Linked DNA regions of Homo sapiens: region 2 is linked to region 1. Evidence: chromatin loops called from intact Hi-C (ENCODE). Cell type or tissue: natural killer cell. All regions are shown on one strand. Each heading gives the region's core, and the rest is flanking DNA. Links, peaks and the distances in the headings are about the cores only. Region 1 holds the start of SNRK-AS1 (SNRK antisense RNA 1). Region 2 overlaps GASK1A (golgi associated kinase 1A).

What was found. Peaks named below come from ENCODE experiments on the same cell type or tissue, not always from the same donor. Only the 100,000 strongest peaks of a DNase experiment are listed, where the experiment ranks them.
Region 2: a loop joins it to region 1, with 23 times the contacts of the local background. A loop is called at or near these places in 2 of 110 quality-filtered maps.

What each region holds. Positions count from the first base shown.
Region 1 is chr3:43,340,114-43,355,802 of GRCh38, forward strand. SNRK (SNF related kinase) reads left to right here. Exons shown (of 7, transcript NM_017719.5): 5 at 174-386; 6 at 3,231-3,365; 7 at 7,226-11,030. The coding sequence ends at 8,444. It overlaps SNRK-AS1 (SNRK antisense RNA 1), which reads right to left and starts at 11,849. Exons shown (of 3, transcript NR_046757.1): 1 at 11,485-11,849; 2 at 11,218-11,268; 3 at 6,806-9,864. In natural killer cell, for the core only: no CTCF peak of the experiment used is centred there; DNase peaks (open chromatin) are centred at 7,048 and 7,498; H3K27ac peaks cover 2,500 bases.
Region 2 is chr3:43,004,673-43,020,361 of GRCh38, forward strand. The region is part of intron 1 of GASK1A (golgi associated kinase 1A); the gene reads left to right. Among named protein-coding and RNA genes, the nearest start is that of GASK1A, 33 kb to the left of the region's middle. In natural killer cell, for the core only: no CTCF peak of the experiment used is centred there; DNase peaks (open chromatin) are centred at 8,449, 8,599, 9,279 and 10,469; H3K27ac peaks cover 2,500 bases.

The sequences.
Region 1 (15,689 bases), core at 6,088-8,587:
TTTTATGACTGCAGTGGCACTAAATTTTTATTATTCCCATCTGCCCCACTGCCACCACTAGTGCACCTAATTTAATTGATGGTATAGGAAATCATTTTTGTTAATAAAATGATCCATCATTACTGATCCTTGCAAGCAGTTTGCTTTAACAATGGACTTACCTTCCTTTCCAGCCTAATCACACGGATGCTACAGAGAGATCCCAAGAGAAGGGCTTCTTTAGAAGAGATTGAAAATCATCCTTGGCTTCAGGGAGTGGACCCTTCACCAGCTACAAAGTATAACATTCCCCTTGTGTCATACAAAAATCTCTCGGAAGAGGAGCACAACAGCATCATTCAGCGCATGGTGCTTGGGGACATAGCGGATCGAGACGCCATTGTAGAGTACGTCAATGCCCGTCAGTACAGAGGGCCACAGGTTTAGGATTCTTGGAATGGGCTCTCTCTACTTAACACAGCCTTTGGACACCTGTGTAATAGATAAGAGTTCCCAGTTGGCAAGAGTTGTGTCATTTATCTCTAAAGTTCTTGGCCCAGGGCCTGACACAGGTTTTTTTTGGTGTTTTGGTTTTTATGCTAGTGAACAAGTAAGCCATTGCTGGGTGGTTTCAGTGAGTGCTGTGGCCTTTTCCCCATTCTATAGGGGTGGAATGAAACAGCTTGTTTTGTATCCCAGTATGTACCTTATCTGTGGCACTATTCTCATTCCTCTGTCTCCTGCCGGTCCCCACAGTGATAGGGAGAACAGTACCACCTGCCTAGAGTCCTCTAAGTCAGGAGTTGGTAAATGCTGCTGGCCACACATTTTTATAAGTGAAGTTTTATTGGGCCACAGCCATGCCCATTCATTTAAGTATTGTCAGTGGTTGCACTGTGCTATAATGGCAGAGTGGTTGTGGGAGAGACCACTTGGCCTACAAAGCCTGAAATATTTATTATCTGGCCCTTGAGAGCCCCTGCTGCAGCCACCTGGAGCCTGCAAGTTATACAAGTTGTTAATTACATCCTTTAAAACCAAAGCCAGTTGTTTTTTTGTTTTTGTTTTTTTTTTTTGAGATGGAGTCTCGCTCTGTCGCTCAGGCTGGAGTGCAGTGGCACAATCTTGGCTCACTGCAAGCTCCGCCTCCCGGGTTCACGCCATTCTCCTGCCTCAGCCTCCCAAGTAGCTGGGACTACAGGTGCCTGCAACCACGCCCGGCTAATTTTTTCTATTTTTTAGTAGAGACGGAGTTTCACTGTGTTAGCCAGGATGGTCTCGATCTCCTGACCTCGTGATCCGCCCGCCTTGGCCTCCCAAAGTGCTGGGATTACAGGTGTGAGCCACTGTGCCCAGCCCCAAAGCCAGATTTTAATAAACAGTTTGGAATCAAAGATAATACAGAGGAAAGAGGCATTTGCTTTTTTCTGATAATGATTAATTTCTATAAGAGGTCCTGACTGTAAAAACAAGGAATATTTCCACAAATTAAAGGTCAGAAGTTATTTAATTTGTTGAATGAAACAGTTGGGTATGTTCGAAAGAGAGTATGCTCTAGGAGGCAAAAAAGGGGCTCCCATCAGGAGGGCCCTTTCAGGATTTGATCCAGTTCCCTGACTTCGGGGAAGAGAAGCCTGTTGGCTGGACCTGCAGACCCCTGCTGTGTGTCTTCGTGCCACACACATGCCCACTGGGAGGCTCTGATCCCTGAGAAGGGCAGTGTCTGTATAAAGGACACTTTAGAGTGTTTTACATTACTGGAAAGAAAGGTTTATAAAAATAAACCCAGGTTCTTAATTTTGGTTTAAGCACAATTTTCTATAAGTTTCCAAATGTATTATGGTTCTTTACAGTATTGACTCACAGCTACTTAAATGACCTAAACATGTGGTGGAGACGGGACACTTGCTGTTTCTGCTACAGACACTGACTTTTGGAATGTGTAGAAAATGATTTTTCACTTTTGAGTGGGTAAAAGGCTGTTTGTATCTCTCTGAATTGGCCTTACGTTCTTAGCTTAAATAAATACATATATACATGTAGTAGTGTCATCTAGAACTACTTAATATAAATTCAATTATAAATCCAAAAGGTAGTGCAATTTAAATGGTTCAGGTGACTCCAGTTTGCCAGTTTGTTGGTTTCCCGATAGCTGGGTGAGCGTCTTGCTGTCCTCTCAGCTAGCCTCACTCCGTGCTTGCTGCTCACATCATGAGAAGCTGCTTGTTCTGAGGGTGACTCCTGAGTTCCAACACACACCTTTCTCTCACAATACATTTCCAAACCCAAGCCAACTCCTGTATTTAGTACTTGGCTGAAGAAACTAATAAGTCATTCTACCCTTGAATTTCACCTTGGATACTTCCTTTGTAATCTCATGCCTCAGCCTGCCCTGCCCCCATTAGTTGTGACCCCAGTGTACATTTTGAAAAATGGTGTCTCTTGCTTCTTTCCTAAGTGTTCATTGTGTGAGTATTTTCAGTAACTACAGAAAGTTTCTGAAAACGTAGTTACGTATTTCCTGGCCTTGTGGAATCCGCCAAAGCCAAAGCACACTCCTAGTATGTATGTCCTGTGACAGGTCAGCTACAAGAGAGTGGGCAGGGCTGTGGGCCTTGGTGGGCCTTGTGTCCCAGCACCGTGTCTAGCCAGACTAGGTACTCGGTGAACATTACTTTTTAAACGGATCAATGACTACATTGATTTTATTCAAAGCAATTGATGGTGACATGCTTTCAATTTCTTTAATAATTCTGTAGTGCCTAAATTGCCAGTAAATGCAGAGGGAGTATGAAAATAAAAACATTTGCTAAGTTTTCTGACTGATATTAGTACTTCAGTGCACATTCATGTAACACAGACTTCGTCTTCATGTACTTCTAGTGGAAGCAAGTAAACCACCTGAACAAATACAAACACTGTACACACAAATTCAAATTTTGAATAATGCGTGCACTTATCTTATGTGTCTAAAACTGACGTCTAACTCAGCTGCTGTTGGCATTTTGGATTTTTCTCTCATTTACGAAAAATCTTCATAAAAATATGAACATTTTTATGCAGTTGTTTTTAGAACTTTGAGTGACCTAAATAACTACTAGTTTGGTTTTTTTCTGGTTTGCATTTTTTGCATAATTTTAAAGATTCCAGCCATTGAATTTAACTTGCTTGTACTTTTAAAAATCAATTCTGCTTCTTGTAAAAAAACCTCCTGATATGGCTGACGTTTGCTCTCACCTTGTTTTCCTCAGAGCCCTGGAAACCAACAGGTATAACCATATCACAGCCACATACTTCCTGCTGGCTGAAAGGATCCTGAGAGAAAAGCAAGAGAAAGAAATACAGACCAGATCTGCAAGCCCGAGCAATATCAAGGCCCAGTTTAGGTGAGAAAAAAATCTTCACTGATTTTAGTAAGTTTAACGTTTTGAAATAGCGAACTTTTTTTTTTTTTTTTAATGCTTCCTAACTCTTTGGGGCAAGAGAGTACAAACAGTGATGACGGCCTCATTGGAGAGGCCACACACGGGCTCTTCAGGTGTACATGAGGGTCTGGGTTCCCTCGTCACCAGGGATGCCGTCCCCTTCTGGGCTCAGTGGGGACCGGGGCTGTGTCTGTTGGCATGGTCAGGAAAACATGTTTGGAGAAGCAGCCTCAAGCCAGAGTGTCTTGCTAGTTATTTTCATTAAATTCTTCCAAATCCAACATGTATTAATCTGTTATTTTCTTTAGTTTTTCATTCTAGGAACAAGGCTGAATTTTCCCTCAGTTATTTGAAGTAATTTTTAAAACTAAATAGAGTATTGCTATGCCACAGTGTTCTCTCAGGATTTCCGGGATTGGATAGTCAACATTAGCTAGTTGATTTCTTAGCTGCTTGACCTTGGGAGGTTGCTTAACCTCTCTATGACTTAGCTACCCGATCTGTAAAACAAAAGTAACAATGCTATTTACCTCATGGGGTTGTGGAGAGGAATGATGAATTAATATATGTAAAGCACTTAGAACCAGGGCTTTGTGTGTTTGCCATCACTGCTGGGAATATTTTACCACCATTGTCTTCAATAAAGTCATGAACGTGCTGCTCCCCAAGCCTTTTCTAACCCCCTCTCTCCTCCTCCTCCTCTCCCCCAGCCTTCCCACTTTGCTTTTCTGCCAGAGTAACTTTCCACTTAAAATCAAAGCATGGAAAGGGCTTACTTTTTTCATTATCATCATGAAATTTATTTCGAGTTTATGCACTCAGATAAAGTAACCCATGGAACTGTAGTTCGAAAACAGAAGAGTGCTGCTGATTCTGAGTAAATCTGTGTGTACCTCCAAGTATTTATGAATATATGTGTGTGAATATTATTGTGAATAATAATATTATGATTGTAAAAGATTAAGAAAGCCATTTCGATTTTAAGTTACTTGCAGTTGGCTCGCCATGTGAACTTTGTTGCTTGGGTGGAATGGCAGAGTAGGGGGAGGAAAACATTCCCAGCTTGCCAAACAGTAAAGATTTAGAAGTCTAGTTTAACTAGAACATGAATTTAGTAACTTTATTCATATCTTGGATGCATTCCTCTGTAATAAAAACTAGGCACACTGTCTAGTGTCTGCTTAGAAGAGGACTGAACCCAGGGAGTGAGGAAATTCTTGGGGATGAGATAAACCAGAGACTGATGCTCAGAGGTTACGGTCAACCTAGTCCTGACCTGAGCTCCCTGGCAAGAAAGAGTAACCCCAAGGCAGATCATCACTACTCGCCAGGTGCACCGAGACTGGAGCTACCACCAGGCTTCTGGAAGAGAATATTTAGATTTGAACTCTCTTCTATTCAGTGAAACATACCAGAACTCAGTCTAAAGCTGATTGTATATGTGAGACCAACATTAGCTATAAAGAAATAGTAGGCCAGGCACAGTGGTTCAACCCTTTGGGAGGCCAAGGTGGGAAGATCCTTTGAGCCCAGGAGTTCATGACTAGCCTGGGCAACATAGACCCTGTCTCTATAAAAATTAAAAATAAAAAAAATTTAAAAATACCAGAGCTTTCTGAACTGTTTTCCTTTTGCTGTCATGGAGACTCTGAAGTGGAGAAGCTATGAGCACCTTTTTTTCTATGGCACAGGGCCCACTGGCAGTGGCAGTGTCTCCTGACTTGCCTTCTCTTTGTTGTCACTGTAACGTTATCGACAAGACCCTGGACCTCCCTTGGTTCCATTGCTGGGTATGCCTTGTGGTCAGAATGACCTAGGAGGTAGAAACCTGGACTGAGTCAGGAGACTGTATTTAAAATGGCAACTAGCTGGGCAGGGATGGAGGAAGAAGGGTCAGGCCAGTGAGAACCACAGCCACAGAGAACAGATACATGCTCTGTGGCCAGTGGGTAGTCTGGAAGAATTTGTGACAGGCCAGTTGAGATGAGTGGTTAACAGGAGACTGATATCCAGTCTCCTAGCCGGGCTGGGTGTCTTCACAAGCAGTTCGGTAGGCAGAAAGAAACAGGGATTTGGCCTGCAGGTTCTGGAGTCCAGGGGCAGGGTCCTAGACCTGGAATTGAGGGAGAACACAGGGACTCCACTAGAGAATGAAGTCCCAGATGCCATCTCAAGAATGTAGGTATAAGATGTGGCTTAGCTGAAAGGAGTGGTGTTGGTACAGATAGGATCCTGCAGCAGTGAGGTGGTGTGGTATTGGGAGTTGTCAAATCAAGTAGCTTAAGGTTTCTTAAATTCTAGAACAGATTCTGTTTCAGATATAGTAGCACTAACTTTGTTAAAAATATGAATAATTGTAGGGCTGCCCCAGTACATTCGTATGGAAGAACATGAGGTCTGAGAGAAGGGCCTAGGCATTTAGAATTATTTCTAATTGAGAACTCTTAGGACTGACTGTGTCCGGGGCCTGTCTGCAGACTCCGGAGACTCTTCCTCCAGCCTGCCCTGTAGAGCCGAGGACAGCACTGTTGGAACTCTCTAGGGAGGAGCCAGATAGCAGGGTAGGCATCTCATAGACTGCACCCAGATAGTTCTGGAATGGAAAACCAAGAAGTTAACCCATAAGCAGGACGTGGCCACACAGTGTTAGTCATTGTTCGGTTATGACCACTTCAGAGAATACTGCTTCTTAGCTTCAAATTTAAATTTTTTTTTAATGACAGGTTTATTTTATTAAAGGGGAACCTGTGCAAAACAAAAGAAAACTTGCACATAGCAAGTCTAGTAGATATTCCACATACAGTGGCCACTGGTAAAATTTTGTTCCTGCTTTATTATTATAACTATATGACTATACCCCCCTGGGGAGAGAGGATAGTTGACAGTTCAGAGACGTTTATTCAGAATAGCAGCTAGAGAGCCTCATTTAAAAAATTCATCTTCTTTGGGTACCAAGCAGTATTCTTGTTACTTTGGCAACTCCAGCTCCAGGTTGGGAGATAAAATGAAAGTTTAAATAATGGTGAATTTTGTTATTCACTACTCTTGTATGGGCATTTAAAAATATACTTATTTAAGGCTGGCACGGTGGTGTGCGCCTATAGTCCCAGCTATTCGAGAGGCTGAAGTGGGAGGGTTGCTTGATATCCCAGGGGGTCAAGGCTGTAGTGAGCTGCATTCATGCCCTTGCACTCCAGCCTGAATAACAAAGAGTGAGACCCTGTCTCAAAAGCCAGATATTTATATTTAACTTAGTTTTTTTTAATTGGAGAAGAGATTTTTATATGTTTTTGTATGATGTATACGTGTTATAACTTTTTTAAAATTCAGATCCATTAAACTGTTTCCATTTCATTTTATAAACACCAAGTTCTTACCCCATGGTAAAATCAGGAGCCCTGGAAATTTCAGGTGAATTTTATTTGTAGTAATATACCTTTATGTGATCTAAGAACCAAAGAAACAAGACGTGGTGTTCAGGTTTTGCTTTGCCAATAACCTCCATGGGCTTCTAAAAAATGTTTAGTATAAAGCTTTTGTATAGAAAAGATGGAGTAGCTCTTTGCCCTATTTTCTTTTCTGACACCTGTGATGAAGTTTTCACTTGGCCAATAAGCCACAAACTGAACCATGTTTCAAAACCACATTTGCCCTTCTGGTGGCCTTGCTGATGTTTACAGGATGTTGAATGGGTTTGCAAGGCTGCTGCTTTTTTCTTTAAGTCTGTAGATTTTGTCCCAGTAAGTTCATTGTGATGTACTTTACTATCATCTGCATAATGATTATATGGCTTTTTTCCCCCCAATCTATCTGTTACATAGGCAGTCATGGCCAACCAAAATTGATGTACCCCAGGACCTTGAGGATGACCTCACGGCCACTCCTTTGTCCCACGCGACTGTCCCTCAGTCTCCTGCTCGGGCTGCTGACAGTGTCCTCAATGGCCACAGGAGCAAAGGCCTGTGTGACTCAGCTAAGAAAGATGACCTCCCTGAGTTGGCTGGACCAGCACTCTCTACGGTGCCACCCGCAAGCTTAAAACCCACAGCCAGTGGGCGGAAGTGTCTGTTCAGGGTGGAAGAAGATGAAGAGGAAGATGAGGAGGACAAGAAACCCATGTCCCTCTCAACACAAGTGGTTTTGCGCCGGAAGCCATCTGTAACCAACCGCCTGACATCCAGGAAGAGTGCGCCCGTCCTCAACCAGATCTTTGAGGAAGGGGAATCTGACGATGAGTTTGACATGGATGAGAATCTGCCTCCCAAGTTGAGCAGGTTAAAGATGAATATAGCTTCTCCAGGTACAGTTCACAAACGCTACCACCGGAGGAAAAGTCAGGGCCGGGGCTCCAGCTGCAGTAGTTCGGAGACCAGTGATGATGATTCTGAAAGCCGGCGGCGGCTCGATAAAGATAGCGGGTTCACCTACTCCTGGCACCGACGGGATAGCAGCGAGGGGCCCCCTGGCAGTGAGGGGGATGGCGGGGGCCAGAGCAAGCCAAGCAATGCCAGTGGAGGGGTGGACAAGGCCAGCCCCAGTGAGAACAATGCTGGTGGGGGCAGTCCCTCCAGCGGCTCGGGTGGCAACCCCACCAATACATCGGGTACCACACGCCGCTGTGCCGGCCCCAGCAACTCCATGCAGCTGGCCTCTCGCAGTGCTGGGGAGCTCGTTGAGAGCCTCAAACTCATGAGCCTCTGCCTCGGCTCCCAGCTTCATGGGAGCACCAAGTACATTATTGATCCACAGAATGGCTTGTCATTTTCCAGTGTGAAAGTCCAAGAGAAATCTACGTGGAAAATGTGCATTAGCTCCACAGGGAATGCAGGGCAGGTCCCTGCAGTGGGCGGCATAAAGTTTTTCTCTGACCACATGGCAGATACCACCACTGAATTGGAACGGATAAAGAGCAAGAACCTGAAAAATAACGTGCTGCAGCTACCTCTGTGCGAAAAGACCATCTCTGTGAACATCCAGCGGAACCCTAAGGAGGGGCTGCTGTGCGCATCCAGCCCAGCCAGCTGTTGCCATGTCATCTGACTGTGGCCCCATCTGGCCGCTAGCACGCTTCCTGCTCAGAGCAGTGAAGACCGGCTCACTTCACTGTTCCATTTGGTTTTACTATTTTAAAGTGGGCGTTAGGAGCAATTATTTATTACCTTTCCATTTGTTCGCCTGATGATGTGACAATGCATGGTCTTTGTGCATGCTGCTAGACACTTTTCTTTCCCAGCCGAAAAGCCTATTATGTAATTTTTACATTCATAATTTTAATGTGGATGATCAGGATTAAATCAAGATATATATCTGGAACCTCTTATAAATGGAGCACTTAGAAATTTGTTGTTCTGCACTTAACCTAGAGAGAGAAAAAATGCTTTTCTTTGTGAAAAATCTGAATTCCTGTCCTGACCTTCTGTGATGTGGAAACCCTAGGCTCTGAGACACACTCTCTGGTGTCTGAGACAGAACCAAAGCAATAACGTTGTGATGCCCACAGGCCTGGAGCCAGCTAGCGACCTTGTGCCGCCCAGCTGTCCATGGCCCGTGCAGAGCAGAGGACAGTGAGTGTCTGCACTGAGAACCTTAAACCACAGTTGAACATACCCACACCTGTTTGTCTTAAGCTATAGTGTAAAAACAAAGTTTGGGCTCTGAAAATTTAACTGAAAAAGATTTCCTTGTTTTTGTAATAGGTGAGATAAAGTACTTAGATTTATAAGGCAGCTTCCCCTGTAGTGATAAATTACAAGCAGACAATCTTATTTTGTAATGTGATGAAGTGATGATGTCTTAACTCTACTTAGAGAGTGTATGTCTGTCTAACAGAACAAAAAGATGCTCTGTGTAAATTCCTTCCTGTAGGGCACACTGCAGGATTTCCATGTAGATAGAAGAACTATAGGGCCTAGTACAGAAGGTGCACACAAATGTTGGCAAAGTCAAAACCCCATGAATTAAAACCTACTGGAATTTGGTTTTTAGGAGTTTGGTAATTAGATTATCTCTTTTGTTATTTTCATTCAGTTATATCCTTTGGCTCAGCTAGCTTTGAAATTGGCTGATGAAAAAATATACATAAAAGGGTAAAATTCACACATACAGCAAACAAAAATGCACAAAGCCTGCTTCGTAACTTTTTTTTCTGGAATTGTTTTTCACTTTGCCTTTTTCTGCCAAAACAATAATCAAAGAACTCTTGCTTTAACCTATTCCTGTACAAAGACTGTTTTTGACCAGATAATCATCTGTTGTGGCATTCTATCTTGTAGGACACTGTATATTGCAAATTGCTGATTATGGAAGGGGCCAGTTGCTGTTTTTTCATGCAGTGCCCTGGGAGTCTTAAAAGCAGTGCTTAGCAACATTGGTGATAGCATGTGGCTGGGACCCAGGGCCCTTCCCCACTCTTCAGCCCCGAGTCATGTGTCTGAGGTGACGGACTGAGACGCATCTGGTCCTGTAATTCAGAGAGTGGGCACATCACCAAAGAACTGCATTGCTGTGGTCACTGTTTCTTCAAGTACACACTGACTCTGCTACTTTAGGATAAATATATTTTACTCAGAACTCTGAATTTCACAGTATACTTACTAAACTAAGTAAAAATGATACTTAAAATACTTATTTTACTTTCTAGACCTAGGCTAGATGTTTTAAGCTACAGCTCTAGTTCATTGTGATATTTATAATTTGAAAGCTATGAGAATAGATGTGTGGGTGAAGCCATAGAACATATTTGCTTGAAATTCTTGAGCAGGGATCTTATAAAGGGCCAGAAATAAGATGTGTGGTTCACATAGATAGTGAGCGTAACATCTGTATTAAACATAGGAGAGAAGTTTATAAAGGGCATTGGCAATAAACTCTTTGTTGCAGCTGTTTTCCAAGCAGTGTAAATACTTTTTCCTGTGATTATGTATAGCCTTGGAATGGCACCTTTTAACTAACCCATATGTGTTTGGTTTCAATGGTTTTTTATATTCAGATGTATATATGGTGCTCACTTTAGGATCAGCAGTGTTGACCATTTATGCTGCATAGCTGTATTATAGCCTTATTAGTTGTGTGGTTGACCCTTGGGGTATACAAATGTCAGTCTGAGTGGTGTCTTACTCCTTTGTTTATAAGTGAATGATTGTGCATGTTTTGTATGTCATAGTATGTCGTCACATAAAAGGGAGGGAGCGAAAAACCATTACATTAAGATAATATTGGACCAAACTACTTACTTGCTCTAAACAGTTACTTGTACCCCTTAACCTGTCTTCAAAAGTTGCATATAGTTACAGTAGTGTATAAATTAAATATTGTGGAAAAACAGTCTTGTATTTTTCTGTATGTGTGTATATATATATAATTATGTACTTCTGGCAATTCTATCTGTATTTAAAGATGTGACAATCTTGACACCAATTTTAAGAATAGCTGTGAGACCGAATTAAAGATAATCCCTACCAAGTGAAAATTGATGTGTGTTAAGAGGGTACAGAATTATCAACTGATTTGGTCAGTTGCTTCCAATGCTGGTTGATTTCCCTCATTGTGTAAACATTGACAGGTATGTGACAAATGGGAAAAAAAATCCAAATAATAAAGTGACATATTGGTGTTCAGCAATATAAACCGTGTCCTGTGTTGTATTGCTTCTCATGAGTGTAGCTTTGTGTGATCCCACCTCAGTTAGACCCAGCCTTCTCCATGCCCTGTGCCTGCACCACCAGATTTGGCTGAAAAAGTACAGTCATTATTATGTTTAAACTCATGGCTACAAATCATAGGTGGGGCCAGGGTGCCCATTAAGTATACTTACTTTATTTCTCTATTTCATCTCCTTTCCTCACTCTGCTGGTCACCATGCTGCCTAATTGAATAAAGGGAAGCAATGAGAACTGCCACAAGTTCCCACCTCTGCCTTCCTCCCTTCCTTCATACACATTCACATGCTCTGCCCTTCCTCCTGTTACTGTGATTCCAAGGTCAGCTACTCTTACTCAGTTCTCACAACCATTACCATAATTGACTTTTACAACCCCCCCCCGCCCGCCAAAGAAATCTTGTGCCCTTTGGCATACTTTACCTTGTCCGCAACTCCCTTTACTCCAGCCTCATGCAACCACTTCCTGTGATCAATTTTCAATCCCATGTTAGAATTTGATGAATTGCTCACTTTCTTCCTTATGAACTTCCCATCTTTCAGTATCTCACTTCTGCCTTGCTGCTCTTCATGTCCACTGGTCCTTCCTCATTCTTCCAACCTCTAAATTTGGAATGTCCCAATGTTCAATTCTGGACCCCTGCTCTATCTGCAGTGACTCCTGATCTCAGTTAGTCTAGTATCTATATGCTGATAGAAGCCCAAAATATATTTAGCCCACATACCCTGGGAACACTGGATTTCAACTATCTATTTGACTTTTCTTCTTGGATGTGTCTGTGTGTCTACAGCATCTCAATTTTTACAAGTTCAAAACCCCTAATCTTTCCCCTCAAATCCTTTTACTAGCGCACCCATCTTAATAAATATCAACTCCTAGCCTTCAATAGTTTCATTCAAGCTGAAAATCTTGGTGTCATCCACTTTTTCATCCCAACATTCAGTTTATGAGCAAATCTTAACTTGCCTTTCACAGTTGACTCCTTCTCATTGCCACCACCACTACCACTCTAGTCCATGACACTCAACTGTAAATGCCTCTTAAAGGGTTTCCCTGCATTTGCCCTTGTCTTTCTCATTTATTTTCCACTTAGCAGTATGAGAGATCATTTTAAAGGCTAAATCATACCATGTTTTGAAACGTGTTTAGTTTCCAAATATTTGGGGTTTTCCCACATAGGTTTCTATAATTTTTAGTTTAATTCTATTTTTATCAGTGCATGCTTTCTATAGTTTAAATCTTTTGAAATTACTGAAACTTGTTTTATGGCCCAACATACGACCTATCTTGGTGAATGTTTCCTGAGTGCTTGGAAAGTGCTATTGGTGGAGTGTCCTATACATGTCAGTTCGTTCAAGTTGGTTGATAATGTTCAAGTTTTCTATATTCTTACTGATTTTCTGTCTCAATTATTGAGAGAGGAGTGTTGAAATCTCCAACTATAGTTGTGGATTTGTCTATTTCTCCTTTTAGTTCTAGCAGTGTTATTTTAGAAAATTTGAAGCTCTGTTGTTTGGTACATAAGCATTTAAGATTGTTACGTCATATCAATGAATTGATCCCTTTCCTCATGAAATGTTCCTTCTTTATGACTGGTAAACTATTTGTTCTGAAATCTACTTTGTGTGATAGTGATACAGTAACTCCAGCTTTTTTTTGACTTGTGAGAATATATCTTTTTCCATTCTTTACTGTTAACCTATTGTGTCTTTATGTTTAAAGTTTGTTTTTTGCAGATATCATATAGTTCGAGCTTGCTTTCTTATCCCATCAGCAAATGTCTGTCTTTGATTGAGGGTTTAGATGTATTACATTTAGTGTAATTGTCAATATGGTTGAGTTTAAACCTACCTAGTTTTCTATTTGTCTCGTCTGTTCTTTTTCCCTCTTTTGCTACCTTGTTTTGGTTTAACTGAGCACCTTTTGTTACTCCATTTTATCTCCGCTATTGGCTTATTGGCTGTAACTCTTGTTTTTCAGGGGGTGCTATAAGATTTGCAATACATGTATTTTATTATATCACAGTCTATCTTAATATATCACTTCATGTAGAATATAAAAACCTTACAACTGTATGCCTCTATTTTCCTCTTCCTGTTCCTTATACTACTGTTGTCATACATTTTATTTTTGTATATGTATAAATATTGTTTTAACTAGTTTTTAAGGGATTAAACAGGGGGGGGGGGAGTATTTTAGCTACATATTTGTCATTTGCAGCACTCTTCATTTCTTTGTGTAGATCCACAGTTTGGTTTTCCTTCTGCCTGTAGAACATTCTTTAACATTTCATATAATGCAGATCTGCTGGCATTACATTCTGTCAGCTTTTGTTTTGAAAAATTACTTTTCCTTTATGAAAGATATTATCATTGGGTATAAAAATTCTTGATTCATTTTTATTGCAATGCTGGACACTGAATTTTGCATTGTTGAATGCTGGAATTTTTTGTATTCGTGTGAGAAGTATTGGATTTCATTTTGGACTGCAGTTATTTAAAATCATTGGATCCTTCATGTCTCACTTTTAAACTGTTAGGGCAGATCCTGAGCAGTCTTCAGTCTAGGGCTAATTTGGCCCACTACTGAGGCAATACCTCTCTAGGGACTCTATTGAGGCTTTTCTACTCTGGCTGGTAGGAACATGAACTATTACCAGCCTTGGGTAAGTTCTGAGCATTGTTCAGCCTGCTGCTTTCCAGTGGTTCTTTCTCCAGCCTCAGGTAGTTTTCTCATAAGTACTGATCAGTACTCAACCAAAGACCACAGATTTTCTTTTGGAGCTTGCTCACTATCTGTGCAGCTCCCTCCTCTCTGCCCTGCACATTGATCTTGAACTTCAAACTACCTGCTCAACTCAACCAGACTATTTGGGCTTTCCCTCTCTGTGTTCTGGCAACTGCCTTTGGGCAGTGAGCTGGGGCATTCAACTCAGGGCTCACCTCATTTGCCTCCCTTCTCTCGGGGTGACAGCCCTATGCTGTCTGTTGCTCAATGTCTGGAAACTATTGCTCCATATATTTTGTTTGGTTTCCTAGTTGTTTAAGGCAAGAGGGTCAATCAAATTCCTCTAATTCTATCCTGGCCAGAAACAGCAGTCTAAATAGTGGGTCACTCCCCTGCTCAAAATCCTTCCATGGCTTTCCATCTCAGATTTAAAAGTTTAATCCTTGTGTGGTGGCCCACAAGGCCCTAGTGTGTCCTCTGCCCCAGTTATCACATCTGCTCCTCTCAACTTGCTCATTCAGCTCTGGCTGCAATAACCTCCTTGCTAGTCCTTGAACAGGCCAAACACAGGAGATGTCACACTTCGGGTGGTTATCAATCCATGGCCCTTCTGCCCCCTACAGCTGCTCAGCAGGGACGAGGTTTCTCAGACTTCTGGGATCTGGGGAGAGACAGATGAGAAGGGGAAATAGGATGTAGCCCTTTTTGAGCTATTAGGGCCTAAGGACATTGTGACTACCAGGGAGAGAGTCATATTTTTCAGGACGTCTGAATCCAGGACTAAGCACTTGCTGGACACCTCACTCTGAGCAAGGTGTTACAGATTGGCAAGTCGTCAGAAGAGAAAAAAATGAATCGTGGTTCTTGCCAGTTCATAATGCCCTTGGAGAAGAAAATGGTGATTTAAATTAGCACAAGTTGATGGATCAGAGGTGGTGATGTGTCTGCACAGCACCGCTATCAGGGTCAGGGAATTCGAAGAAGGGCGAAGCAGGGAGGAAGAATGCAGAGAGTGGAGAACTGAAGAGTGTGAGCAGGGCTCCAATCATCTGGAGGTCCCTGTGTGAGCCACAGGAGGTAGCAGTGGACTTTGCTGAGACAGCATTCATTTTGCTTCTTGATTCCTTTATCCTTTTACAAGGACTCCAAGGTTTCTGGATTAGAAGATGAAAAGAGTGGGGGTTAGGGTGGGGCCACTGGTAGAAACAGTCACTAAGGGGAACACCAGCATGAAGGTGGAAACAAGACTGAGTCAATGTCCTGCTGGCAGAGCTGGCTTCATGTGTGTATGTGACCTTTATACTCATTTGGGGGGCACCACACTTAGAAGAGTCCCACACTAAGTTTGATGCTCTGCTGTTGTTTTAAAATTCATTGCCACATGGCACATACTCTAAAATTGATCACACAGTTGGACATAAAACAATCGTCAGCAAATGCAAAAGAAGTGAAAACATACCAATGACTCTCTTGGACCATGGTGCAATAAAATTAGAAATCAAGACTAAGAAAATTGTTCAAAACCATAAGATTATACATGGAAATTAAATAACCTGCTCCTGAATGACTTTTGGATAAATAATAATGAAATTTAGGCAGAAATTAAGAAAGCTACCAGAAGACAAGAAATAACCAAAATCAGAGCTGAACTGAAGGAGATTGAGACACGAAAAACCATTCAAAAGATCGAATCCAGGCATTGTTTCTTTGGAAACATTAATAAAATAGACTGCTAGCTAGACTAATAAAGAGCAAAAGAGAGACAATCCAAATACACATAATTAGAAACAACAAAGAGGATATTACCACTGACCCCGCTGAAATGCAGATAACCATCAGAGAATATTATGAACACCTCTATGCACACAAACTAGAAAATCTAGAAGAAATGGATAAATTT
Region 2 (15,689 bases), core at 8,054-10,553, 330 kb before region 1:
CATCTCCAGTACAGACACATTATTCTCATCCATCCATTCCCCCAATATAATTAGGTAATAATTTTGGTGAGATCAGTGTTTACATTATGACTACTTAAAACCTACTCACAGATGTATTAGCTTCGTATTGGTGCGGTAACAAATTGCTAGGAACTTGTTGGTTTAAAACGACACGAATTAATTTTCTTACAGTTCTGGAGACTAGAAGTCCAAAGTGAGTCTTATTTGGCTAAAATCAAGGTGTTGGCAGGGCCAGTTCTTTCTGGAGGCTCTGGGGGAGAATCCATTTCCTTGCCACCTCTATCCTTTAGAGGCCACCTGCATTCCTTGGCTCATGGTCTCTACCTCCATCTTCAAAGCCACCAGTGCAGCATCTTCTCTCTCACTGACTCTGATTCCCTCTGTTTCAGTCATCACATGGCCGCCTTCTTGCTTCCCTCTTAAAAGGATACTTGTGATTACATCGGGCCCATCAGATGATCTAGGATAATCTCCCCATTTCAAGACCCTTAATTTAATCACACCGTCCGAATCCCTCTAACCACATAAGGTAACTTGTTCACAGGTTTGGGGATTAGGACATGGATATCTTAACGGCTGAGCAGTATCCAGTAGTACCCTTGGTTTCACTTTCCACAGTTTCAGTTACCCAAGGTTACCTGCAGTCTGAAAATATTAAATGGAAAATTCCAGAAATACACAATTTATGTTTTCATTTGTGTGTTGTACTGAGTAGTGTGATGAATCTTGTGGCATCTCGCTCTGTCCTACCTGGGACATGAGTCATCCCTTTGTCCAGTATATTCACACTGCAGATGCTCTCTGCCCATTAGTAACTTAGTAGCTGTCTCAGTTATCAGATGGCTATTGGAGTACTGCATTGCCCATGTTCAAGTAAACCTTATTTTACTTCATCATGGCCCAAAGTGCAAGAGTAGTGATCCTGCAATTGGAGTGTGACAAAGAGACGCTGAAAGTGCTTCATTTAAGTGAGAAGATGAAAGTTTCTCTACTTAAGAAAAAAAAATCGTAGGCTGGGGTTGCTAAGATCTGCAGTAAGAATGAATCTGCTATCTGTGAAATTGTCTTCTGAAGAAAGAGAAATTCATGCTAGTTTTGCTGCTGCACCTCAAACTGTGGCAAAAGTTACAGCCAAAGTGTGTGATAAGTGCTTCATTAAGATGGAAAAGGCATTCAATTTGTGGGTGGAAGACATGAACTTCTAGAAATGTGTTCTGATTTATGGCAATGGGATTTGGTACTGTCCAAGGTTTCAGGCATCCGCTGGGGGGCTTGGAACGTATCTTCCAAGGATAAGGGGTAGGGACTGCTGTATTATATTATGATCACCTTTCCTTTCCTGGGCACCTTTCTGTTTCTCTCTAGTTAGTAATCATCTTTTTTGTTTCCTTAGTTTTTTTCATGTACTTATCACAAGCCAACTTCCTCTTAATAGACTCAAGCACACATCAATTTCTTTCTTTGGAAACCCCCTGCCCAGAGCCTTTTGACCTGCTCCTTCTGAGCTGGTCGCTTTCTTGGTCGGTGCACAGCCGTTGGCTTAGGATCCTCCTTTCCCAGCATCCCACGAGTCTCTTTGCCTCTCTTGTTTTGCATCTTTGTTTCCTGCATCCCATGTCTTCCTCTTTCTTGGCTTACCTCCTGGTTTTAGTGGAGTAATTTAACCAATAGCTTGTTAAAAGTGACTACAGGAGGGGTAAACCATGTTGAAATGTTATATGCCTGAAATTGCCTTCATTCTACCCTCATATTTGATTGATAGTTTGGCTTGAGTATAGAATTAAAAGAAATAATTTTCTGTCAGATTTTGAAGGCTTTGCTCAATGGTGCTCTAGCCTCGGGTATTGTAGTAAAGAAGTCCACAGCCATTCTGATTCTTGATTACTTGGTATAAAACTTGTTTTATTTTTTTCTCCCTTTCTCTCTGGAAACTTGGAGGATATTTTCCCCAGTGTTCTGAAGCTTTACAATGATGTGCCTTGGTTTGTCTTAACCTGGTTTTCTAATAACAGAGCCCGAGGCTGGAGGCTTATGTGCTGTTATTTGGGAGTACAATCTCAGGAAACACCCAAAGAGAAGCAGGGAAACAGGAGAGATGATATGGCGATGTATTATCAAGCTGGCTGCTGCTACAGGCAATTGATTGTGTGATCCTATGGACCTATCCAAGAAGCTGCATAAATTGAATTCAGGACCACTTGAATTTACCCACTGTCTTCAGTCTCCCAATGATCAAAGCTTTGCTCCACTCGACATAAGTTTCCCTATACTTCCGGGTTGTGTACCCCTCAGTATCACACACCTGATAGTCATAGGAGAGCAGGTGAGAGGCACAGCACTGCCAAGTGGTGAAGCTCAGGATAGGTGGCCCCAAGCAGCCATTGCTATTGAAGCTTTTGCTTTTAATGGCTGCAGCAACAAACTGTCTCCATGACCATGGAAACAGGACATACTGTTGCTAGTGGGTGATCTCATCAAAATACAAGTGTGTGGGGCAATTGCAAATATCTGAATTCCATACCACTAAGGTCTCACTTTTTAGCCATTGTGTTGGATACTTGGGGGGCCCTTGCAATATTTCAATGTTCAGCATGTAAATGTTCTCTTAAAACTCCTGTTTTCAGTATAGTCCCCACTGCCCTCAACTGTCCCAGGTGTCTCCCAGCATGTAGCTTCCCTAGCTTTCTCTCTCCATAGAACAAACTTTCAGTCTTCTGCTGGGTGCAGGAGGGGCAGCTGCCTGACTTCACAGTATGGAGATCTGGGTGTCTAGCTTCTTCTTAAGTCGACTTTCAGCCAATCCTTTTGTTTTTTATCCTATCAGCACCAGTCCTTTACCTGTTGGGGGCTCCCTTGGTGTAAATCATGTTGAGTTTTGACCTGCCTTCTAGTTTAGGATTCAGCTTTCATGAGTCTGCTCAGGCCATTGCTACTCATTCACCTGCTTTCCAGCTTCCTGAATTTTGCTTTTATGGTTGACTGCTTTCCTGTTCTCTTTATCCTTAGAGGTTTGTTCTTTAAAAATAAGAACACTTTACTGTTATTTTCATATTTCAGGAGGAAAGAAAGAGAATAGCAGGTGCTTAGTCTACCATTTTTAGCTGAACAACAGCATTACTTTTCTAAATCAAATTGTCTGGCTCCAAGCCTGTCCTCACCTAGGTGACCTGATATCAGTCAGACAGCCCAGCTCAATTTACCTTTAGGAGCCTTGGTTGGCTTTTAAAGCAAAGGCCTTTTTATTCTATCCTGGGGCAGGAAGAGGATGGCTTCCAGCTCTCCGGGTTTGCTTGCTTGCTTGCTTGCTTGGAGAAGAAAGGCAGGTGGAGAAACAACTCTTATTCTTTTAGGCTTCTATAATAGCAGGGTCAAAACTCCGGCTAATAAACTGATGGAGTTAGCTAGACCTGGGTTTGAGTCTAACTCTGCCACTTAGCTATGAGGCTGTAAGAAACTGACATAAGCTGTCTATGCCTCAGTTTCCTCAGCTTCCCAATGTGAGGAATGATACCTCCCTTCCAGGGAGGTTGCAGGAAGTAGAGGAACTGTCTTATCAGGTACCTGGCACAGGGTCTGGCATGGGAGATGCTCAACAATGCTGGCTACAGTTGGTGTTCTGGAGTCTCTCGAGGGAGGACCTCCACGCCTCCATGGTGCCACGTGCACCCCCAGACGTGGCTGCCTGCCTCCTTCCTAGTCCTCTGAAGCCGGAGGTCACCTGGCTGGAAGGAGCTCTATGCCCACGGTTGTCAGGAAATGCCTCATGAGCATCCCCACTGCAAGGCCTCTTTATTTCCCATTCAGTGTACAGGCTTCCTATCTGATAGACTCACTGAAGGAAAAAGGAAAGATTTAATTTTTCCATCTCAGATTTCAACTATAGCTTTGTTTTAACCTTCTCAAGTGCCAGTCTTCTAAGAGGTATTTTGTGTCTGAGCCCTGCTTTCCTGCTGCCAGGCATCTGCCCAGGAATGCTTTCGCCCTCACCAGGACTCTACAGGTGTGTACAGAGCAGCCATGCTTTAGAAGTCAACTGCACTTAGGAGCAGCAGAGCAGGGAGTCAGAGGTCACTCTTTTGGTCACTTGAGCAAGTGGTGGCTCTGAGGAGGCACGTTGGTATCAGTCCCTGAAACCTCTTCACACGCTTTCCTCTCAGTTATGGTTTGCCAGTGTTCAGAATGCTGTGACTGTAACTGTTACCAGCCCATCCACAGATGGAGAGAGTGCGGCATGGGGCAGTAACTTAAAGGAGGTGCTGGAGTTCCCAAGTACCTTGGAGATTTAATAATCATGAGATTTAATGATAATGCTAAGTAATAACTATAAAAATGTATGCAAGGCTCTGTTCTCAGCACTTTATATACATTAAAATATGTTGAATCCTCACAGCAACTCTTTGAGGGAGGAACCATTTTCATACTCATTTTTCAGATGCAGAAATTGATGTGAAGATATATGCTTATTAGGGCAAAGCTGGGGGGTTGGACCTAGAGAGTCCAGCTCCTGTGTATCCTTCAGCGCATCCTTCTAGATGTTGCCTTTCTGAAGTGAGTGTAAGTATTTGTTGAAAGATAACACAACTCATCATCTCCCATGTCTCAGCTGGTATCAGGAACCCCAGCCAATGTAATGAAGAGACGGATCCAGGTATTTCTCAGGTCTTTAAAATCCTTCTGCTAGCACTGCTTCCCCCAGGTTATCTGGGCGCATTGAAAATGCTTCTGGATAAACCCCTGATGGCCTGAGCTAATTCTTTCCCCCATGTGCCCTGAAGTCCCCAGGGCCAGAACTGGCTCCTGTGTGCTGGGAAGGGCTTGGTCTCTGCAGGCTGGAGGCCAGAGTTGGAATCTCAGCTCTTCTACTTAGATGGTGTGTCACCTTGAGCAAATTTTGAAGTCTCTTTTTCGAGTTCCTCAGCCATAAAATGGTATGATATTTCCTTCCTACCTGTTAGAGTCATTGTGAGAATATCTGGAGGCAACATCCTTCTAGCCATAACAGTGAAAAACATGTAACAAACTCATGGTGTCATCAGATGTTGGTGGAGACCTCAGGTGGTGGCACCCAGAACTGCTGTCCAGCATTCCATGCTTCACCAGCCCTGTCCCACAAGTTTGGAAAGATAAGTGGCCTGAACGTAGGCAAGGCTAGATTTGCCAGAATTGGCATGAGGGAAATTATTATATCATTACCTTTTCACTTGAGACAGTGAGTTGCTGGGGGGCAGGGGCCAAGCCTTCTTCGCACTGGTGTCCTTATTTCTTGGTCCAGTGCTTGGCATTAGGGGAGGTCAGAATAGAAGGATAAAATTGTAATGCAGCACAATTTTTCTGGGGAGCAACCTCACCCCTACACTGTTCCTTTGGAGGAAGCTGCCTCCTGCCCCAGGGTGCTCTGGATTCCCACACTGGTTCCCTGAGGGTCTCCAAAGTACGTGCCTAACATCATATGCCTTTCCCAGTATCCTTCACTCCCTGTTGTCTACCAGTCACATGTTGGGTTCCAGGCCGTTATATATAGCAACTCAGTACCTACAATAACAGAAACCACTCTGGTGAAGGAGGGAGTCTGAAAAGGTGAACTCGTACTCAGATATTACCCAGCCAGAGCCTTCTTCCTGCTAGGCCATACTCTTCAGTAGAACCCTAATGCTTTCAGGGCTTCTCAAGAAAGCCTAGTTCTTGAGGCTTTCTCAAATCCCCGAATTTGAGAAACACCATTATAGCATTTTATATTCTCCCATGAAATACAGTAGAGTGGGCTGCAAGAGTTAAATTTTCAATTTCTATCACTGTCCTTGAAAAATAATTTTTACCTTGGCTGAGGCCTTTGCTGAAACGATTTTTTGAATTGCTTTTCGTATTTCATGAGGGTGGAGAATTCATTTGGATTATAGATTTCTGCCATCTCTAAGTTTGACATTCCTTTCTTTCTTGCTTTAAAAGCTAATATTTTCTAGGTCTTGTCTCCCTGTGTACCACTTCCTCCCCACACCCATCCCAACTGAGAACCATCATTTTCTAAGGCTTCTTTTGGTTTTCATTCCTTCCCCAGCACTAGCTATTGCCATTTGTTCTCCAAGGAAGTTTCCATCACATAATAAGATTACAATATCCCTGATGTTATGCTATGGAAGCTAAGCAGCAGAACCTGGGCAGACAGCCATGGACACATGGATGGCTCCTCCTACCATATTTGCTTGAAGTAAATGAGATTCAGATCTGAGCCTCAGAGGAATTTCAAATTGCACCCTGCCATGGACCTTTAGCCTCTTACCTTCCCCAACTCCCCCCTCTCCACCCACCAACAAATCCATTAAGGTAAAATATCTATAGTGTTTTTAACTGTTCAAAATAGTTTTCTTCAAATGTGCCAAGAGGGCATTTGCTTAGGCAGATTAAGAAATGGGCCAGGCATGGTGACTCACGCCTGTAATCCCAACACTTTGGGAGGCCGAGGTGGGCAGATCACGAGGTCAGGAGATCAAGATCATCCTGGCCAACATGGTGAAACCCTGTCTCTACTAAAAATATAAAAATTAGCTGGGTGTGGTGGCGTGCGCCTGTAGTCCCAGCTACTTGAGAGGCTGAGGCAGGAGAATCACTTGAACCTGGAGGGCAGAGGTTGCAGTGAGCCGAGGTCGCACCACTGCACTCCAGCCTGGCGACAGAGTGAGACTCCATCTCAAAAAAAAAAAAAAAAAAAATGGTTAGGAGATCACAAGAGATTTTTATTGCAAATAGGAACCTTTTTCTGTATGTAAGAACCCACTGTGTGGGCTGTCATTTACAAGGCAGGGCTGGCTTCTAGGATTTAGCACACACTGAATTGCAGCAAGTCAAGGCTGTGTGAAGCCATGGGAAATGGCTGTGTGAAGTCACAGAAAGGGACAATGTGAAGTCACAGGAAGAAGCAGAGTGAAGTCACAGGAAGGAGCAGTGTGAAACAATAGGAAGGGGCTGGAAGATGTCATAAGAAGAAATTATGTGAAGTCACAGGAAGGGGCTGTGTGGAGCCAGAGAAAGGGGCTACGTGACATCACAGGAAGGAACTGTGTGAAGCCAAGGGAAGGGGCTGTGTGAAGTCACAGGAGGAGGCTGTGTGAAGCCACAGGGTCAGTATGAAGCCACAGGAAGAGGCAGTGTGACGTTAGGAAGGGGCTGTGTGAAGCCAAGGAAGGGGCTGTGTGAAGTCATAGGAAGGGGTAGTGTGAAGCCAGATAAAAGGGCAGTGTGAAGTCACAGGAAGCGGCAGTGTGAAGCCAAAGGAAGGAGCAGTGTGAAGCCAAATAAAGGGGCTGTGTGAAGTAACAGGGACAGTGTGAAGCCAAAGGAAGGGGCAATGTGAGGCCAAAGGAAGGGACAGTGTTGAGCCATAGGCAGGGGCTGTGTGAAGCCACAGGAAGGGGAATGGGAAGTCACAGGAAGGAGCAGTGGGAAGTCACAAAAAGGGACTGTGGAAAGTCACAGGAAGGGGCAGAGGGAAGTCACAGGAAGAGGCTGTGGGAAGCCATAGAAAGGGGCTGTTTGAAGCCACTGGAAGGGGCTTCTGAGGTCACAGGAAGGGGCAGTGTGAGGTCACAGGAAGGGGCTGTGTGAAGCCACTGGAAGTAGCTGTGTGAAGCCACTGGAAGGGGCAGTGTGAAGCCACTGAATGGGACAGTGTGAAGCCACAGGAAGGGGCTGTGTGATGTCACAAGTAGGGGCAGGGTGAACTTACAGGAAGTGGCTCTGTTAAGCCACAGGAAGGGGCAGTGTGAAGCCACAGGAAGGCACAGTGTGAAGTCACATGAAAGGGGCTGTGTGAAGTCACAGGAAGGGAAGTGGAAAGTCACATGAAGGGGCTATGTGAAGTCACAGGGAAGGGCAGTGTGGAGCCACAGGCAGTGTGAGGCCACAGGAAGGAGCTGTGTGAAGTCACAGGAAGGGAAGTGGAAAGTCACATGAAGGGGATATGTGAAGTCACAGGGAAGGGCAGTGTGGAGCCACAGGCAGTGTGAGGCCACAGGAAGGAGCTGTGTGAAGTCACAGGAAGGGAAGTGGAAAGTCACATGAAGGGGCTATGTGAAGTCACAGGGAAGGGCAGTGTGGAGCCACAGGCAGTGTGAGGCCACAGGAAGGAGCTGTGTGTAGCCACAGGAAGGGGCAGTGTGAAGTCACAGGAAGGGGCAATGGGGTCACAGGAAGGGGCTATGTGAAGTCAGAGAAAGGGGGGTTGTGTGAGGCCACAGGAAGAAGCAGTGTGAAGCCACAGGAAGGGGCTGTGTGAATCACAGGAAGAGGCAGTGTGAAGTTACAGAAGGGGCTTTGTGAAGCCACAGGAAGGGGCATGGGAAATCACGGGAATGAGCTGTGGGAAGTCACAGGGAGGGGCAGAGGGAAGTCACAGGAAGGGGCAGTGGAAAGTCACAAGAAGGAGTGTGTGAAGCCACTGAAAGGGGCAGTGTGAAGTCACAGGAAGGGGCAGTATGAGGTCACAGGAAGGGGCTGTGTGAAGTCACTGGAAGGGGCAGTGAGAAGTCACAGGGAGTGGCTGTGGGAAGTCACAGGAAGAGGCAATGTGAAGCCACAGGAATGGGCAGTGTGAAATCGCAGGTAGAGGCTCTGTGAATCCACAGGAAGGGGCAGTGAGAAGTCACAGAGGCAGTGTGAAGTCAAAGGAAGGGGCCGTGTGAAACCACAGCAAGGGGTGCTGTGAAGTCACAGGAAGGGGCAGTGTGAGGCCACAGGAATGGGCAGTAGGAAGTTACAAGAAGGTGCAGTGGGAAGTAACAGCAAGGGGCTGTGTCAAGTCACAGGAAGGGGCTGTGTGAAGCCACAGGAAGAGGCAGTGGGTAGTCACAGGAACAGGCATTGTGAAGCCACAGGGAGGGGTATTGTGAAGCCAAAGAAGTGGCAGTGTGAAGCAACAGGAAGGGACAGTGGGAAGTCACAGAAAGGGGCAGTGTGAGGCCACCAGAATGTGCAGTGGGAAGTTACAGGAAGGTGCTGTGTGAAGTCACAGGAAGGGGCTGTGGGAAGTCACAGGACAGGGTAGTGTGATATCACAGGAAGGAACTGGGTAAAGCCACTGGATGGGGCTACGTGAAGTCACAGGAAGTGGCTGTATGAACTCACACAAAGGGGCTAGGTGAGGTCAGAGGAAGTGGCAGTGTGAGTTCACAGGCAGGGGCTTTGTGAAACCACAGGAAGGGGCAGTGGGAAGTCACAAGAAGTGGCTGTTGGAAGTCACAGGAAGAGGCAGTGTGAAGTCACAGGAAGGGTAATGTGAAGCCACAGGAAGGGGCTGTGTGAAGCCACAGAATGGGGCTTTGAAAAGCGGCAGGAAGGGGTAGTGTGAAGTCACAGGAAGAGGTGGTGTGATGCCACAGGAAGGGACTGTGTGAAGCCACAGGAAGGGGCAGTAGGAAGTCACAGGAAGGGGCTGTGTGAAGCCACAGGAAGGGGGAGTGTTAAACCACAGGAAGGCACAGTGTGAAGTCACAGGAAGGGGCTGTGTGAAGTCACAGGTAGGGACAGGGGGTAGTCACAGGAAGGTGCTGTGTGAAGCCACAGGCAGGGTCAGTGAGAAGTCACGGGAAGAAGGAGTGTGAAGTCATGGGAAGGGGCTGTCTGAAGTCACAGGAAGAGGCAGTGGGATGTCAAAGGAAGGGATGGTGTGAAGTCAGAGGAAGAAGCTGTGTGAAGTCACAGGAAAGGCCAGTGTGAAGCCACAAGAAGGGGCAGTCTGAAGCCACAGAAGGGGCAGTGTGACGTCACAGGAAGAGGCAGTGTGAAGCCACAGGGAGGGTAGTGTGAAGCCAAAAGGAGGGGCATTGTGCAGCCACAGGAAGGGGCATTGGGAAGTCACAGGAAGTGGCTGTGGGAAGTTGCAGGAAGGGGCTGCAGGGAGTCACAGGAAGTGGCTTTGTGAAGTCGCAGTATGGGACAGTGGGAAGTCAGAATGAGTGGCTATGGGAAGTCACAAGAAGTGGCCATGTGAAGTCACAGGAAGAGACAGTATGAAGTCATAGGAAGGCGTGGTATGAAGTCACAGGCAGGGTTCTGTGTGAAGCCACAGGAAAGGGCACTTTGATATCACAGGAATGGGCAATGTGAAGTCACTGGAAGCGGTGGTGTGAAGCTACAGGAAAGGCCAATGGGAAGTCATAGGAAGGGGCTGTGTGAAGCCAAAGGAAGAGGCACTGTGAAATCACAGGAAGAGGCTGTTTTACGCCCTGGGAATGGGCAGTGTGAAGCTACTGGAAGGGGCTTGTGTGGTCACAGGAAGTGGGAATTTGAGGTCACAGGAAGGGACTGTGTGAAGCCACAGGAAGGGACAGTGAGAAGTCACAGAAAGGGGCTGGGTGAAGTCACAGGAAGTGGCTGTGTGAAGCCACTAGGAGGGGCAGTGTGAAGCCACAGGAAGGGGCTCTGTGACATCACAGGTAGGGGCAGTGTGAAGTCACAGGAAGGGGCTGTGGGAAGTCACAGAAAGGGGCAGGGTGGTGTGAAATAACAGGGAGGGGCAGTATGACATCACAGGAAGGGGCAGTGGGAAGTCACAGGAAGGAGCAGTGCGAATTCTCAGGAAGGGGCTGTGGGAAGCCACAGGAAGGGGCTGTGTGAAGCCACTGTAAGGGGCTTGTGAGGTCACAGGAAGGGGCAGTGTGAAGTCACAGGAAGGGGCGGTGTGAAGTGATAGGAAGGGGCAGTGAGAAGTCACAGGTAGGGGCTGTGTGAAGTCACAGGATCTCTGGCTGTGTGAAGACACAGAAAGGGGCAGTGTGAAGTCACAGGAAGGGGCAGTGTGAAGCCACAGGAAGGGGCAGTGTGAAGCCATAGGAAGGTACAGTGTGAAGTCACAAGAAAGGGGCTGTGTGAGGCCACAGGAAGGGGCTGTGCAAAGTCACAGGAAGGAAAGTAGGAAGTCACAGGAAGCGGGTGTGTGAAGTCACTGAAAGGGGCTGTGTGAAGCCACAGGAAGGGGCAGTGGGAAGTCACAGGTAGAGGCAGTGTGAAGCCACAGGCAGGGAGGTGCTGTGTGAGGCCACAGCAAGGGGCCATGTGTAGCCACAGAAAGGGGCAGTGTTAAGTCACAGGAAGGGGCAGGGCAGTGTGAAGTAACAGGGAGGGGCAGGGCAGTGTGAAGCCACAGGAAGAGGCTGTGTGATGCCACAGGAAGGGGCACTGTGAAGTCACAGGAAGAGGCAGTGTAAAGCCACAGGGAGGGGCAGTGTGAAGCCAAAGGAAGGGGCAGTGTAAAGCCACAGGAAGGGTCTGTGTGAAGCCACAGGAAGGGTCTGTGTGAAGCCACAGGATGGGGTTTGGGAAGTCACATGGAGGGCCAGTGTGAAGTCACAGGGAGGGGCTCTGTGAAGTCACAGAAAGGGGCTGTGTGAGGGCAGAAGTGGCAATGTGAGGTCACAGGAAGGGGCTGTGTGAAGCCCCGGGAAGGGGCATAGGAAGTCACAGGAAGTGGCTGTGTGACGTTACAGGAAGAGGCAGTGTGAAGTCATAGGAAGGGGCAGTGTGAAGTCTCAGGTAGAGGCTGTGTGAAGCCACAAGAAGGGGAAGTGTGAGGACACAGGAAGGGGCTGTGATGACAGGGAAACAGGCTGTGTGAAGCCATAGGTAGGGGCTGTGATGACAGGGAAACAGGCTGTGTGAAGCCACAGGCAGAGGCAGTGTGAACATGCCAGAAGTGTCCCTGTGAAGACACAGGTAGAGGCTGTGTGAAGCCACAGGAAGGAGCAGTGTGACATGACAGGAAGGGCAGTGTAAAGTCACAGGAAGGGGCAATGTGAAGCCCCAGGAAGGGGCTTTGTGAAGCGTCAGGAAGGGGCTGTGTGAGGTCACAGGGAAGGGCTGTGTGAAGCCACTGGAAGGGGCTGTGAGAGTTCACAGGAAGGGGCTGTGTGAGGTCCCAGGAAGGGGCTGTTTGAAGCCACTGGAATGGGCCATGGGAAGTCACAGGAAGGGGAAGTGGGAAGCCACAGCAAGTGGCTGAGTGAAGTCATAGGAAGCGGCAGTGGGAAGTCACAGGAAGTGGCTATGTGAAGTCACAGGAAGAGTCTGTGTGAAGCCACAGGAAGGGACGGTGGGAAGTTACAGGAAGGGGCAGTGGAATGTCACAGGAAGGGGCCATAGGCAGTCATAGGAAGGGGCTATGTGAAGCCACAGGAATGGGCAGTGGGAAGTCACAGGAAGGTGCAGTGTAAAATCCCATGAAGGGGCTGTGTGAAGTCCCAGGAAGGGGCTGTGTGAAGTCCCAGAAAGGGGCTGTGTGATTTCACAGGAAGGGTCTGTGTGAAGCCACTGGAAGGGGCTGTTAGGTCACAGGACAGGACCATGTAAAGTCACAGGAAGTGTTGTGTGAAGCCACAGGAAGGGGCATTGTGAAGTCACATGAAGTGGCATTGTGAGGTCTCAGGAAGGGGCAGTGTGAAATCACAGATAGAGGCAGTGTGAAGTCACAGAGGCAGTGTGAAGTCACAGGAAGGGGCAGTGTTAGGTCACAGGAAGGGTAGTGTGAAGTCACAGGGAGGGATAGTGTGAAATCACATGAATTGGCAGTGTGAGGTCACAGGAAGGGGCAATGTGAAGTCACAGGTAGAGGCAGTGTGAAGTCACAGGAAGGGGCAGTGTGAAGTCATAGGAAGGGGCAGTGGGAAGTCACGGGAAGGGGCAGTGTGAAGTCATAGGAAGGGGCAGTGGGAAGTCATGGGAAGGGGCAGTGTGAAGTCATAGGAAGGGGCTGTGTGAAGTCACAAGAAAGGGCTGTGTGAGTTCACAGTAAGGGCTAGTGTGGGGTCACAGGGGCTGTGTCAAGCTACAGGAAGGGGCCCTGTGAAGCCACAGGAAGGGGCAGTAGGAAGTCACAGGAAGGGAGGAAGGGGTAGTGGGAAATCACAGGAAGGGGCAGTGTGAAGCCACAGGAAGGGGCAATGGGAAGTCACAGGGAGGGGCAGTGTGAAGTCACAGAAAAAGGCAGTGTGAAGTCACAGGATGAGGCTGTGTGAAGTCACAAGAAGGGGCTGTGTGAAGCCACAGGAAGGGGCAGCGTGAAGCCACAGGGGGCCGTCTGAAGCCACAGGGAAGGGCAAGGAGAAGTCTCAGGGAGGGATAGTGTGAAGTCACAGGAAGAGGCTGTGGGAAGTCACAAGAAGGGACTGTGTGAAGCCACAGGAAGGGCCAGTGCGAAGCCACAGGAAGGGCCAGGGTGAAGCCACAGGAAGGTGGGAAGTCACGGGAAGAAGTAGTGTTAAGTCACAGGAAGATTCAGTGTGATGTCACAGGAAGGGCTGTGTGAAGTCACTGGAAGTGGCCGTATGAAGTCACAGGAAGGGCTGCTTGAGGTCACGGGAAGTGGCTGTATTTAGTCATATGGAAGGGCTGTGTGAAGTTACGGGAAGTTGTTGAATGAGACAGCAAAAATCGCAGCAAAATCCCAGATTTCTTCCCCATGCTTAGCACCCTCCTATACTCACATCTTTATCCCGAGACTGTGGATTCTTCCCTCATCCTTGTTTGTGAAGTGAGAAGTACATGGGCTATTGGAAAATTTAAATCTTGCCTGCCAGTAATCTGAATTTCTACCATTGTAACATTATCATATTAGCACATATGTTGTAGGATTTTGAGAGTTCCTGGCGCATGGCATGTGCTCAATAAGTGGTCATTTTTTTGGGGATCTGCTATAGTCACCTCACAAGTCAGATGTTTTCAATTTCCTGGCTGATAGTCTGGATAATTCTTGACATGGGACTGGGGCACCATCTGGTTGTGGAATAAGCGGGAGGCATAGAACCTGCCTGTTTTAGCCATCAAGCCTTAGACTAATTTAAGGATAACAGATTATTAGTAAGCTGCTTCTGATGCTACCTCTCAAATATGCCCAGCTTGCAGTATATCAAATGGTGGAATTTTTCTCATTGATATTCTTCTATTTCTCAAAGAATAAAGGAGGACAAGAGACATAACAAAGCTGTTTTCATTTTGAATGAAAAACATTTAACCTAAAAATATTTTTATTTTTCCTCAATTTGTCCTGATAGAAAAAGGTTGCAACCTGCCTTTGACCTCATTCAAGCCTCACTTGTGGATAAACTGATCAGTCCTGAACAGATAAGCCCCCTTTGAGAGAAGGCCCACCCCAAGACCCAGTGCAGTCTTTTGGAATTAGGGCTGGAGCAGGGGCTTTACGTGGCAGCTTCTTCCTGGGGTGGCACAGCAACTAGGTCAGCTAGCTCTGAAGCCAGACTGCCTGGGTTCGTGCCTTGGTGCTGCCCTTGTCAGCAGTGTGAGCCTTGGGCCTCTCTGATTCTTTATGCATTGTTTTCTTGACCTGTAAAATAAGGATGATAACAGTAGTACGTATCTCATAAGACGGGCATGAGGATTAAATTATAAGTAAGGTTTTCAAGCAGTCTCAGACATGTAGTGAATGCTGAATCAATGTTAGTTATCATTCTTTTGGTTTTCTTTCTTTTTCCTGGAATTGGCTGAGCCAGAAATTACAGGGGCAAAAGTCCGCTCTTGTCTTGAAGTTGCTGATGTGTAAGGAAAAATCAAAGCCCTCTGATGGAGCTGAGCAAGGGAGCCTGGCCTGGTGGTAGCTTTGGAGACAGGCTGCCTGTTATTCTGCCCACAGTGGAGCAAACAGCCCAGCCTCTCAGGACCCAGCATATCTGACTGGAGAGGGAGGTTGTGCCTGTTGCCTTTGCCCTAGAGGCCGGTTCAGCTCTGCCTGCCTGGGGTCTGACTTTGGGAAATCAAGGAAAGCAGGGTTGCCTGCTGAGTTCCTCCTAGGACTGGGACATGTGGTTTTAATCCAGCCCTCTGAAAAAGTCTGCTCATATATTCCCTTTCACCCCAGCCATAGTTTTGTTGTGACAAACTGCACTTTAAGAAATGGAACAGAAACTCCAAATTCCCAAATCTTTGCCAGTTTAACTCAGAGCCTAAGTAGTGATGAATCAGGCAGGGTGGCTGTTTAGAAAGGGGCAAAGGTCGGGGAACAGAAACTAAGGGGTTGTCACACCTTTAGTGATGACTCCAGAGTTAGACCCAAATTCCGTTTTTAACACACACACACACACACACACACACACACACCCCATCACATGGCTTCCCTCTACCCCTTCTCCCACCCAGAAAACTCTTAAAAAACACTTTACAAGTGCTTTGTGATTTTGTCTGTTTGGGTGGGGAGAAGAGCATGTGATCTGTCTTCTCTCCATCTTCCCTGCCCAGCATGTTATCCCATTGCCCATGGCAGTTTGGTGGAGGACCAAATTTTTGTCATCCTTTTTTGATGTCTGGTAGTTGAGGAAAGATGACTTAGCCTCTGTCTTTGCCAGCTGGTCCCTGTGCAGCCAGCCAACTGCAGTCATATTTGTAGGCAGTGGAGGTGTCAGGGTGTAGAGTGGTGCAGGGCATAGAGGCAGTCTGGGGAGTGGAGATCTAGTGCCAAACTGTCAGGCAAGATCCTGATTGGATTTCCCCAAAGAAGAGTGTTCCTTTCCCTACAGAAATGAGGAAAATCTCCTGCTGCCTATTACAGTACGAACTGTAAACTCTAAGTACGGTCCTTTCCTCCAAGCGTTCCTGTTTCTCAAGCTGTCTCTGTGCAAAGTCCATTTGTATTCAACGTTTTCAGAAAAGTCCTTCTTAAAAGACCTCCATTT